Linked DNA regions of Mus musculus: region 2 is linked to region 1. A link is a contact called in ENCODE Hi-C or POLR2A ChIA-PET data. All regions are on one chromosome and are shown on one strand. The core of a region is the stretch at or near the end of the contact, and the rest is flanking DNA. Distances in the headings are between cores, read along the strand shown. Region 1 has its middle 41 kb from the start of 4933432G23Rik. Region 2 holds the start of Eomes (eomesodermin).

Region 1 (6,367 bases), core at 1,457-3,956:
AGTTGTGTAATAAGAATTTATAAATCCAGGGTAGATTTTTATTTATGGTGTGCGTGTGTGTGTGTGTGTGTGTGTGTGTGTAGATGAAGGAAATGGATAAAAGATTGTCTGAAGGCTATGACTTCTTGATTTTTATGATTGGTTGCATTTGCTAAGGTCATGTGGGGTGTGTGAGTGTACAAGAGAGAGATAGAGAGAGAGAGAGAGAGAGGGAGAGATGGGGGGGCATGCTGGGGAGGCTTAAGTACCTCGACCTGAGTGCAGAGGTTAGAGCGCTGCCTAGCGGACTCCCGCTGTCCTTCCACCTCTGCAAGGCTCTGAGGATGGAACTGAGGCCTTCAAGCTGACTCAACAAGCGCCAGTATCTGCTGAGTCATCTCTCAGGCCCAGAATGTTTTCTTCAAAAAAGTATATTCCTGGAAAAATATCTGAACAGGAGCAATCAAGTCCTTGGAAGTCAAATGTGCGTTTTTTTCTTTTCTTCGAGACAGGGTTTCTCTGTGTAGCCCTGGCTGTCCTGGAACTCACTTTGTAGACCAGGCTGGCCTCGAACTCAGAAATTCACTTGCCTCTGCCTTCCGAGTGCTGGAACTAAAGGTGTGTGCCACCACGCCCGGCTCAAATGTGCATCTTATAGATTACTTAATTTTCTTCTCGTTGTCTGATATCTTTCTTAAGTTTTTGCTTGGTTTAAGACCCCAGGACGAGGGACTGAGGTGCACATTTTACATATCATAGCAGACCTGGCCTTCAGGGTCTCCCAGCATTCCTCTGTCCCTTCCCAGCATACCCCAGATCCCAACTCTGAACTTCCCAGCCCAGGGACTAGGCTGCCCTTCCCCCAGAGGCTCCTCCCTATATAATCGATACATTTTGGTCTCATCTTCTCCTTCTCTCTCTGAGAGCCGGCCCTTTCTCTCTTTCTCTCCCCCTAACTATGGCGACTCTTCTGGCTTCAATTCTTTAGGCCAGTGAACTCAGAGAGCAGTTTCTCAATAAACCCGCCTTTAATCTAATCTAATCTGGTTTGAATTGGTTTATTTCACTGATAGCAGAGAAAAAATAAACTATCAGTTTTATGTTATAAACATATACTATCATCTTTACAACAAAATGCGCCGTCAGCATATTACCCCCTTTCTTTCTCTCCCTATGGTAGCCTTGATAGCCCTTTCTTGAGTCTTCAAAGGACAGGGGCATTCACTTGGTGACAGCTTGAACCTCTGCTTACTGTGAGTCTCTATCAGCTTTCAAAGGTGGGTGCTGTGACACACAAACAGAGCCCACTGCATGCTGTAGGCCCCTTTGCAGCTGATGACGTTCAACTCCACAGAACTTCCCTCAGAAGAAAATGTTACTTTACAAGTCTACTGCTCATAGAGACCATTTGTTTACCATTGTTTCATGGCCTGACCTAACCTTACCTCACAGGAAGTGCACCAGGACGTGGGGCTTAAGGCTCTCCAGGTTGAAAGCATCGATTCTAGGGTCTGTAAACTCCTAGAGTTTTAGTCAAGGAAGGAATCTTGGGAAAAAAAAAAAATCACAGGATAAGGCCATGTGTAACAATCCACATCTGTAATCCCAGAACTCCAGAGGCTGAGAAGTGTGAGTTCAAAGCCAGCCTGTGCTACAAGTGTGAGACTCTGTGTGTATATGTGTGTCTGTCTGTCTGTCTGTCCCAGGACATGAAAACAGACTGGAATAAGGTAAACATAGGAAGGAGACAGGAGGATGGGGAGATGGGGAGCGAATGGGAGGGACTCTAGTGAATCAATTAAAACACATGATTTTAAAGTCATGGCTTATGAAGCCCAACACCATGTACAAAGAAATAACGTGTCAATAAAAAAAGCAAAAGTTAAGAAACAACAATAACAAGACCTCAAATCCAACTTGGATGGGTCTAGAGTCTGAAGATTTCCCAGAGGCACTTAGCCACTAGCCAGGACGTCAAGCTAGGCTCTCCGCTCCTGGCTTTGTGAGCACAGGGCACAGACACCTCTTGTGTGGAACTCAAACACTAGAGATGAGGCAGAGCCTCTGCGAGAGCTCTAGGGACCAGAAGGCAGCTTTGGTCAATGCCGGAGAGGAGGTTAGGGAAGGGGCCTGCCTGCTGCTGCTCCCTCTGCATTCCAGACAAACAATAGCTTTGGAAGAGGTGTGAATGACACCCCACCCCCACCATTAACCTCAAAGAGGTGTTAATTTCACAGTCAAACTGAAGACCATTTAAATTCAGGCAGTGTCACAAAAACAACCATTTATTTGGAAGCAAAAGAACAATTTGTCTCTTTTCTTGTGCATGGCTGCCCGTTAATTTCTCCAGAATAAAACTTCTTCAAACAGATTCGCCTGGACCCAACTTACTCAAGACCTCTCAACAAAAAGAAAGCTACTTCCTTTCTCTTAGGGGAAGTCGGCGCGGAAGAATGGAAGCCGCCTCCGAGGAACGCCACGTCTGGAACCAAATCCAAGGCGCCACACGACGGTTTCTCATCAGCGGAAGAGAATCTGTGACACTCGTGGATGGGACTACACTATTTCCCTCACGTTGCCTACTGTGTTATTTGGTTTGGGGTGGTTTCTTTATTTTGTGGTTTCGGCCTCGGGAGTGGCTGCCATTGGATGCTCCTGCAACGATGACGGGGGAAGATAGGAATGTCCGATCTGTTCCGGGACCTTTGGCAGCATTCCTTCCCATCTCTCCTTTAGCTGCGCCGCACATCCCTCTCCCAACCCCACTCATCACTACTCAGATAATTTCCAGGAGTCGCAACTCACCACAGGCGGGGTTTCTAATCCCAGCAACGATGTCACCTTGAAAAGCAACACCATCCTAGCCCTCAAAGGCACCCCCAAACCTTTCCTAGCGGGAGACCTCACACTTCATGGTTATGCATTCCTGACCTTAACCACACCGTCCACAAAAAGGAAATCAAACAAACAAACAAACAAACAAACAAACAAACACACAAGAATCTTAGTTTTTGGGGAATTCGCAGCAATAGAAACAGACTGATGTCCCCACTCTCCTCCCTGGACTGTATTTCTACTCCATGTCCCTTGCATTTCACCCCCACGGACCTCTGTAACCTAAATACACTTTCATATTTGCTAAGGGTCCAGTGTAGTAGTAGTACTTCTCTGAATTGTAACCCAGCATATGGCTCTGGCTGTCCTGACACTCAGGTGAATATTTACTGTCCCTGTGTCACCAGAATCGAGTTTATCAATATACCTAAGGCTTTGCACGATGAATCAACCAAGGCTGTAGTTTGATTGGTAGCGTGTTTGCCGACCATGCACAATCTTAGGTTTAATCTCCAGCACTGCTTAAGTCAAATGTGGTTACACATGCCTGGCATCCTAAAATTCCTGTCACAGGGCCACTTAGAGCTCAGTCTGAGGTTCATAAGACCCTATGCCTATTCATGAGACAAGATAAAAGATACGAATAAATTAAGTACAAATAAAATGAATTAATGAATGAAGTAATTTTTACTACAGGAGATCTTTGACTTCCTAGTCTTACAACACAAACCTTTAGAAAACCATGTGTTCCTTGACTTTCCAAATTTATTCAAAATATATTCCTCCTGGGCCGGAGAGATGGCTCAGAGGTTAAGAGCACTGGCTGCTCTTTCTGAGGTCCTGAGCTCAATTCCCAGCAACCACATGGTGGCTCACAACCCTCTTCTGACATGTGGGTGTACTTTCACACATTAAATAAATACATCAATAAATCACATATATATGTGTATACACACACACACACACACACACACACACACACACACACACACACACATCACTGCCTGTACCCCTGCCATTGGAGTACAGAGACATGTGTCCTGCTACTTGTACAGCTGTAGAGGTCTCTGATCTGGTCTCCATTTTTCAGCCTTCACCTGACAGTTTGTATCAATGTAGCAACCCAGAAACCCCTAAAAACACAAAACAGGTCAGATGATATCCATTCCCCGCCCCCACCCCACCCCACCCCTGCAATAGCTCTCTGTCCTTTCCCAGAATCCTTTGGTGGCTTAGGACATTCTGTGTGAATTCTCCCTCTGACTTGCTCAGTTCCTTCTACCTTGTGCTAATCTTATCACTCTGAATGCACCAAATATTAGGACTCTGAAATACTTAGTCTCATTTTCTGAGCTCCCCATAGTCTCGTGTTCTCAATGCTTGGTCCCCTCAGGTGGCACTATTTTAAAGACTGAGGGGCCTTTCTTTTGGAAGCAGGATGGTGGAAGGAGAGCGCTAGGAATGAGAATCGCTGACTTCTGCCCTGCCTCTGTGGTGTGCCAATTGCGCTCCTACCTCCATAGGTGAAGCCTCTTCTCTTCACTTTCCCTGCCCCGTGAACTGCGATCCTCTGAAACCACAAGCGAAGCTGACTTCTTAAGTTGTTTCTGTCAGGCATTTTATCACAGAGATCTCAAAGACTAGCTCCACTCCAAGCACGCTCTCACTTCAGAGCCTTCGTGCCTCCAGTCCCCCTCCCTCCCCAGACTCCCCCACTCCTCAGGTGTTCCTTCCTCTCTCTGAAGATCCCACCTGCTTCTTTCAAATCTTCATTCCAATGTTATCTTCCCAGTAGAAGTTCCTCTGGCCCGGCTGCAGCTGTGACTCTTCTGTGTACATTGTTACTTAATTTCCCCTTATTACATCAGTGCTATGCCTGAATGCAGACTTCACCAAGGAAGGGCTTACCATCTACTTTGCTTGCTGCTAAGTCTCTAGAGACTAGAATGGACATAGGGTAGTATCCTGGTATTGATTAATTGTTAACAAATAAGAATGAATGAGGACATAGAAATATCTAGTGGGGGCTGGTGAGATGGCTCATTGGGTAAGAGCACCTGACTGCTTTTCTGAAGGTCCGAAGTTCAAATCCCAGCAACCACATGGTGGCTTACAACCACCCGTAATGAGATCTGACTCCCTCTTCTGGACTGTCTGAAGACAGCTACAGTGTACTTACATGTAATAAATAAATAAATAAACCTTAAAAAAAAAAAGAAAGAAATATCTAGTGGAAGAATTAGGAACCAAATCCTAGAGGTTGCCGGCCTCTAGCCCTATCCTTTAAAGGAGCCTCCATTAGGCTGTGCATTAGAACCACCTGGGAGATGGCTGTTCTTGTCAAAATGTAGGTCCTTGGATTTCATGCTGGACTTAAATCATCATGATATATGATGTATACAGTATTTGGAAGATGGTATCAAGAATTCCCCTGACTCCACCTTAGACAGAAGAACTGGCAACCAAAGACTGCTGGGCAAGAGGGAGAACTCATCTCTCCCATGGATGAGCTTGCTAATTGTTTATCCGGCACCAAGCCGTCAGCCCTGCAACCATGTACATATAAGCAGCAGTAAATGGACTCAGCAGACGTATTTATATTTCTATGCACGCACACACACACACACACACACATATCTATATCTATATCTATATCTATATCTATATCTATATCTATATCTATATCTATATCTATATCTATATCTATATCTATATCTATATCTATATCTATCTATCTATCTATCTATACATATATATATAACACAACAGCAGTAACAACAATAATCGTAATAAAAAGAGGCCATCAGTATGAAGAGAAAGAGGAGGAGAAGACACAGGAGGGGTAGGAGGGATGAAAGGAAAGGAAGAAAATGATGTAATTATATTTTAATAAAAAGTTTTTAAAATCCTCAGAAAGTGGAAATCAGTTGGTATGCTAGCTCCAAGGGGCTATCAGGATGACTTAGTGGCTAAAGGCATTTGCTGTCATGCCTGAGGACCTGGGCTAGACTTCTAGAACCCATAAGGTGGAAGGAGAAAACCAATCCTTGAAAGTTGTCTTTTGACTTCTTCTTCTTCTTCTTCTTCTTCTTCTTCTTCTTCTTCTTCTTCTTCTTCTTCTTCTTCTTCTTCTTCTTCTTCTTTCTCCTTCTCCTTCTTCTTCTTTTCCTCTCTGTCTCTCTGTCTCTCACACATACACACACACAGAGACAGACAGAGAGAGAGAGACAGAGAGAGAGAGAGAGAGAGAGAGAGAGAGAGAGAGAGAATGAGAGAGAATAACATCCCTGACATAGGTGTGTCCTGTCTCAAAACCTTTATTTAGAGTTCAGAACCTGAGGCCAGGTTCTCAGGCTGAGAACCCTGACTTGGAGCCAGAGTCCAGTTTCTATAGGATCAGTGAACACTGACCAGGCTCAGTGACAAGGCTCACAGAAGATTGCTCCGAGCTAGTCAGAATCTATGCAACTCTGCAGAGACAATAAAATCGAGGCAATCTTCTCCAAACTTTTGGAGTCTCAATAGCAGGAACCTAAAGACATTTTTGGGAAAA
Region 2 (6,367 bases), core at 1,932-4,431, 89 kb before region 1:
TTGCACCTTTGTTATTGGTGAGTTTTAACTTCCCAAAGGAAATCTCCTGCCTCATCCAGTGGGAGCCAGTGTTAGGAGATTCTGGGTGAACGTACATCTTATTGCCTAAGAGGAAAAGGAAAGGAAACATAAGCAAATGAAAGGAGACAGCCTTCACCCAGGCAGGTTGGAGAGGATGTCTGTTAGCTAGGCTTGGGTTTGCTGTAGCAACCTCCTCCTGGGAGGTCAGTCGACTGAAATCAGTGGATCCCAGCGGGACTCCAGTCACTCCCCCGGGCCAGGGTGCATCCAGCCTTCCTTAATCATGGTATTCCAATCACCAGCCTCTCCAAACTTAAAAAACAGAGTTGAGAGGAGAGAGGATGGTTCTTGATTGTTGGTCTGAGACCTTAAGCTGGAGGGGAAGTGCCTCATCGAGTCCTTAACTTTTATAGATTAAGTTAAAGGTGGCCTGGGCTTTCTCAAGAGAATTCTAAAATGCCAGGATCATTTACCAGGAACTTTCCCCAAACCCAGAACTTCACTTGGCTATTCATTTCTCAAACATAGCCCTCATAGGGTCAAGGTCAAGGTTTGATATATAATGAGAAACAAGAAAAAGGACGGAGTAAATTTCTCCCCAGCAGCAGAAGGCAGCACATGCTAACATCCCCATGCCCCAGGTTGGGGTGACATGCTTGATTTAAATGTGGCCGGTCCAACACTGAGGCTCCGACCTCTTCCCGGTCCAGGCCCCCTCTCTCCTCACCCTGCATGTTATTGTCCGCTTTGCCGCAGGTCACCCACTTGCCCCCCTGGAAGCGCCAGTGGTTAGGGTCGGCCAGAACCACTTCCACGAAAACATTGTAGTGGGCGGTGGGGTTGAGTCCGTTTATGTTGAAGCTCAAGAAAGGAAACATGCGCCTGTGCAAAGAACAGAACCAGAGGAAATTATTTAAGTAGCGGCTCTGGTCCCTCCCGGACACATGGGGGGTCTGCAATAAACAGCAAACAAACAAAAATGGCTACTACGGCCTGAAACTAAGAAAATGGTTTTAAATTGACATATTTATTTGGAACAGCCTCCAAATCAGTATTTTCCCTAATTCGCGTGCTTCTTTTCTGAGACATCCATCTATTTTCAGGTATCTACTAGGTTTCTTTCTGAAATGTCTAAAATTATTTTTAAAGACATAGGTGACTGAGAACATTAGGCCGGAGCGCGCCTTCTTGCACTCTCTCTCTCTCTCTCTCTCTCTCTCTCTCTCAACGAGCCCTCTTTGGGTCCCTGTCTCCCAATATCCACTCCTCACTTCCTCAAGAAGTAGCTGATGACAATTTGAAGGTGTGCCTGAACTTTCTGGTCCCTTCCCCGCAAGCAGAGCCCCCTCCCCCAAACATCTGGCTCCAAAAACTGTCTACCTAGTCACCAGCTCAAACCGACTTCTTTCTGCTCTTCTTACAGAAGAGCCCCACCAAACCAAGGAGCTTTAAAAAGCTTCTTTTCAAACACTTGTGCGCAGGCCGCAGCCAGCTCCAGCTAGCCCTCTTTCGCTATGCAGCCCACAAATCGCCTGCTGCAAACCCAGGAGCCAGCGGGTCACGTAGATCTGCCCTCAAGGGTTCATTCCCAAATTTCCATCTCCGCCTCCTCCTCCTCCCAGTCAATCCCGGTGAAGGTGACTAGAGAGGAGAGTAACGTGGGCTCGGAGCCCAAGCTACAGGTGTGCCTTAGGAAGTAAGGGACACGACTTTGGAGATATGATGTACCACTTAAACACCCTAAGCAGAGCCCGCAGTGTGCGGACAACCAGGCGCCTGGGGTCCCTCCACCCTGCACTCACCTGCCCTGTTTGGTGATGATCATCTCAGTTTGGTGCCGGTGGAATTTGAGCCATAGGGGCCGGTTGCACAGGTAGACGTGGGCGCGGAAGCCGGAGCCAGGCACCCCTAGGCCCCCCAATCCTCCACAAGACCCGGCCGCTGAGGTTCCGGCGTATGGCCCGTAGAGCGGAGAACCCTGGCCGTAGGGATAGGCGCCAGGACCGCCGGCACCACCGCCGCTGCTACCAGCGCCGCTCCCCGAACCCGCAGCGGGGCCGAACTGCGCCCTCGCGGGCGGGCACACGGCGGCGGGGAATCCACCGGGGGGCAGCATGGAGCCGTAGGGGTAGCGCGCGCCATTGGACGCGGGGTACACGGGTCCGTGGGCTGCTCCGGCCGCCGCCGGGTACTGGAAGAGCGAGCAGGGCGCGGCGAGCTCGGAGCCCTGCGGTCCCGGCGACGGGAGGTAGTAGCGCTCGGAGCTCAGGCTGTCCATGGAGTAGCGCGCGGTGGCCGCGGCGGTGGCGGCGGAGGGCAGCTCCTCCTCCGCGCACGGGGAGCCCTTGCGGCCGTCCGGGGGCCCGGGCTTGGCCACCGCCGAGGTGCTCCCGAAGGTGTCCCCAGCGTCCGCGTCACTGAGCATGGCCGCGGGGGCCCCCGCGCCGGCGCCTGCGGGTTCTGCGCTCCCCGCCTGGCACGGGAGACTGCCCGGAAACTTCTTGGACGCTTTGTCTAAGTCCAGCCTCTGGGGCGAGGGGGCAGCACCGGGGAGGAGGCTGACGCTCCCTCCGCCTCCCCCTCCTCCTCCGCCTCCTCCTCCTCCTCCTCCGCGAGCACTCTCCAGCGAGTAGAAGTGCGCGCCGGGCAGGTTCACCGAGCTCACCAGGAGCTGCTCTCCCAACTGCATGCTTTAGCGAATCGCAGACGGCAACCGGCTGCCTCCTCGCCTCCCGCGGCCTGGTTATAAAGGCCAGTTGGGGGAGCCAGCGCCCTCTTCCGAGGGGAAGGTAATGTCCCCTTCCTCCCTCGCCTAGGCTACCCACCTGCGGACCTGCGGGGCGGCTTCAGCGCGCGCCCAATTTAGCGTCCTTCCCTCAAGGGAACAAACTCGGGATTGTAGGTGCCCCTTTCCTTCCGCAAGAAAACAAACCCCGGGTTGTAGGTGTCTCTCTCCTTCCTTCCTTCCTTCCTTCCTTCCTTCCTTCCTTCCTTCCTTCCTTCCTTCCTTCTTTTCTTCCTTCCCTCCTTGTCTAACCTCTCAGGACCCCTACACTCACACTAAGGAAGAAGAGGACTTAGCTCTGAGTTCCCATTTAGCAACCAGCCATTTCCTCTCGGCTGGCTCTGCTAAACTCTAGGCATACTTGACCGCTTGGAAACTTGTGAGCGGTGGTTGGCTGCTTATATATGTGCGGCCAGGGAGGGGCTTCGCAGCCCCATGGCTAGGGGACTTTGCTATTGGCTGTTAGAGGTGACACTAATTCAATTAAGTATTTATTAATTGGATCGGGTCGCCTGCGAGTTTCATTTTCTCTTAGCTTATTTGGCTGTTATTGCTGGTTTGGTGTTTCTTTAAGCGTCTTTGGGAGAACTATATCCCACTGAGAATCAATCCTGGTGTACCCGGTGGCTCTATGGCGCCGGAGAAACGGGTTTGAAGTCTGCGAACATGGTCTACCCACGGCATAGGAATCATTCCTGAGTTCGGGTCTAGTTTGGCAGGTCCCAGAGGCCCGTGAAGGCGTCTTTACAAGCTCCCTGCTCGCAGGAAGGCTCAGGTCCCCGGGGGTGCAAATCTAGGGGAGGGCTGGAGAGCGACCCGAAGTCTCTGCGCACACCCTCCTTCTGACTTCCTGGCCTTCAGCACACAGGAACCGCTTTTTGTCCTGTCCCATCTTTTAGCGTAAAGACTTGGTGGAGAGAAACCTCGCGTTCAGTTTTTGGGATTCCAGAGATGGCAAAAGGATTCCGCGTCTGAATCAGAGACTCCAGCTTCTAGCTTCTGAAGTGGGCTTCTGAAGACCCAACATGAGCCTGACCGGACGAACCAAACACTCAGTATTACAACCGCGCTAAAACACCGGCTTCCCCGAGGCCGTCACTTTCATTACTCAGAATTCCCTCTGCTCGGTTTTTTCTAAACACTGGATGTTTCCTACCTCCCCCAGCCCCCGCTTTCGCCAACATCTTTGGTGGGGACTGACACTAAGACACAAAGGTTCCCTAGCAGCTGTGCAGTTAAGATTCCCTGCGCCTCTCTGCGGCACAATACAGAAGGCAGAATAATTAGTGAAATAATCAGTTTGATATTGAATTAAGCTCCTTTGCTCCAGCTGCCTGTTTTTCCCCCCTGCGTTTCCGCAAACAGTCAAGGACGGGGCCGTCATATTTTATTGTTTTATTATTACAGAAGGGGGAACACGTTTCGTTGACGATGAGAAGCCTGTACATTCTCCTCTAATAAGCAATTACGGACGCCTGCAGTAGTCGCTCCAGGAGCGCATTTTCCGGTCGAGATGTAGGGACTCTGCTTCCCCCAACCCAATGCGATCACACGGGAAACTTTTGCCGAGAACAGATGAGGTGGCCGCGGGATCTGCTAAGCGCTCAGACGCCAGCAGCAGATCCGCGCGAAGCTTTCCAACCTGGGTCCAAACCCCGCGAATCACGAACGTGGGCACGCCCGTGTTAGGGAGTGGAGCGATCCTTCATGGACTTGGATGCTGTGTGGGGTTTTGATAGAATAGCGTAGTGGGTCTTGGGCGCTCGCAAAGCTTTTCAAGTGTTTTGGAACAACAACCTTGTCAATTTTGGCTCAGAGAACTCGGGCTGACATCCTGCGCGATCAGTCCAGAGATCCCAGCTCCGATTTGGTCTCGGGCTCCGTCCCGCATGTTTTTGTTTTGTTTTGATGCAGCGAAGCCTTTGGGATTAATTTTTATTCCCCTCAAAGGGTGCGAGATATTGAACGTGAGGATTCCACAAGGGGGATGCGAGTTCCAAGAAAAGGGCCTCACTGCGCTGGGGACTCAACCTGGAGTCTTCGTTAGCCTGGCCCTGAGCTGCAGGATGTCTGAGGGAGATGTAGGTGTGAGACTGAATCTCACGTTATCTGCAGATGGGGTGACTGAAGTTATATGTCAGTTTTGTATTATAACACAGCCAGAAGTAAGGTCCCTTCAAAATACTTTGAAGAGACCGGGGAAACGCTGGCGTGGCACAGTGCCACACAGGCAACGGGCACCGTTCAGACCCACTCTGGCGCAAGTAACTCAGACCAGCTGTCTCCCTAACCACATCAGAATCGGGTTCATTCTATCCTACCCCTAGAGCAAGCTCATGAAGGAAGGCGCATAGGTTCGTTTCTAGTGCCATCAAATTATTAACTCGGTGTAATTCAATCTGTGTAACTAGAATTTGAACGGATTCCTGGAACCCCACCTCAGTAAATACACTTTCATCCGATTTCTGACACATTTTACAGAAATAAAGATAAATCCAAAAAGAATCAAAAACAAGAGCGCTAGGAAAGTCTTTTGGGACCTGGGATTTTTGAGATATGGGAAGTTTATTAGGGTTAACATTAGTGTTGTTAGGACGCATTAGTGTAACTGTCAGATCGTGAAGACTTTCCCTTTAAAATGGTGAAAAGCACCGTTTCAACTAAACATATTTTTCCTAGCTTCATAGAGACAAAAAAATCAAATATTTTATGTTAATTAACTTACATTTTATTACTGATACTTCTGGACTACATTAGTCCCAAGTTCTGGAACACGGTGGAGGACAAATCTATGATTTTCTACTTGGGATGGGCTTTTTTTTTTTTTCCTGGCTCATTAATACTTATAGAGAAAGAGAGATAAAAATCAATGTTTTCTGGTGTCTCAGGCACACTTTAAAATCCAAGACCTCTTTTCCAGAAGTAAGAAGAGAAAACAAAGCGAGGGCACATGTCAGGCAGCACCTCCTGTAGCCTGGGTGCACAAACAGCAGGACCTTCCATGCTGTATGCTGTTTGATTTCAATTACACCCCAAGCTTCATGAAATCCAAGCGAGACATTTATTGAAAGGTGCCTGGTTTTCCGTGGCTTAACGGACAGTGATACATTGAACAAAAACATCAACAGTGGGGAGGAGATCCCTGGCAGTACCAGACCCCAGCTGTGGCTGGGTTAATTCAAATAGCTCTTTGCAGCCTGAGATGGGGCAAGCAGGAACCTCTGGAAGCTGAAGGAAGCCAAGGCCAAGTCTAGGTGTGAGCATATTAAAGACCTTGCACTTGTTCCAAACAATACCAACTTTGTACCACCAGATCACATCTTGGTGATGATACCATCTTGGCCTGTGGTCTCTTGTCTTTTCTTCTTATAGGTAACCCATAGCAATGCTTGAATTTGTTAAAAGTAAAACTAAGAGGCTTTGGGGACCACAGCAATATCATGTGTAACATACACACACACTCACTCACACACACACACACACACACGCGCGCGCGCGCGCACGTGCACGTGGCATAAATAAATTTCAAAGGAGAATTATAGATCAGTGCAATGATATATA

What was found. Hi-C counts contacts between places; a loop is a spot of excess contacts on that map. ChIA-PET counts read pairs that join two places held with the same protein, here RNA polymerase II (POLR2A).
Region 2: POLR2A ChIA-PET joins it to region 1 with 19 read pairs in embryonic stem cell. The contact joins the promoter of Eomes here to the enhancer-like site in region 1. A Hi-C loop is called at or near these places in 5 of 37 maps with a recorded cell type or tissue (mouse embryonic stem cell and mouse trophoblast stem cell). POLR2A ChIA-PET finds 5 or more read pairs at or near these places in 3 of 5 experiments (all embryonic stem cell).

What each region holds. Positions count from the first base shown.
Region 1 is chr9:118,385,875-118,392,241 of GRCm38, reverse strand. No RefSeq gene overlaps it. Among named protein-coding and RNA genes, the nearest start is that of 4933432G23Rik, 41 kb to the left of the region's middle. Within about 2 kb of position 2,706, at least 1 of the 3 ENCODE cell types and tissues checked has a DNase peak (open chromatin) inside an H3K27ac peak, as active enhancers do.
Region 2 is chr9:118,475,003-118,481,369 of GRCm38, reverse strand. It overlaps Eomes (eomesodermin), which reads right to left and starts at 3,181. Exons shown (of 6, transcript NM_010136.3): 1 at 1,824-3,181; 2 at 749-903; 3 at 1-105. The coding sequence starts at 2,710. It overlaps Gm33408 (a long non-coding RNA gene), which reads left to right and starts at 2,722. Exons shown (of 5, transcript XR_871338.1): 1 at 2,722-2,810.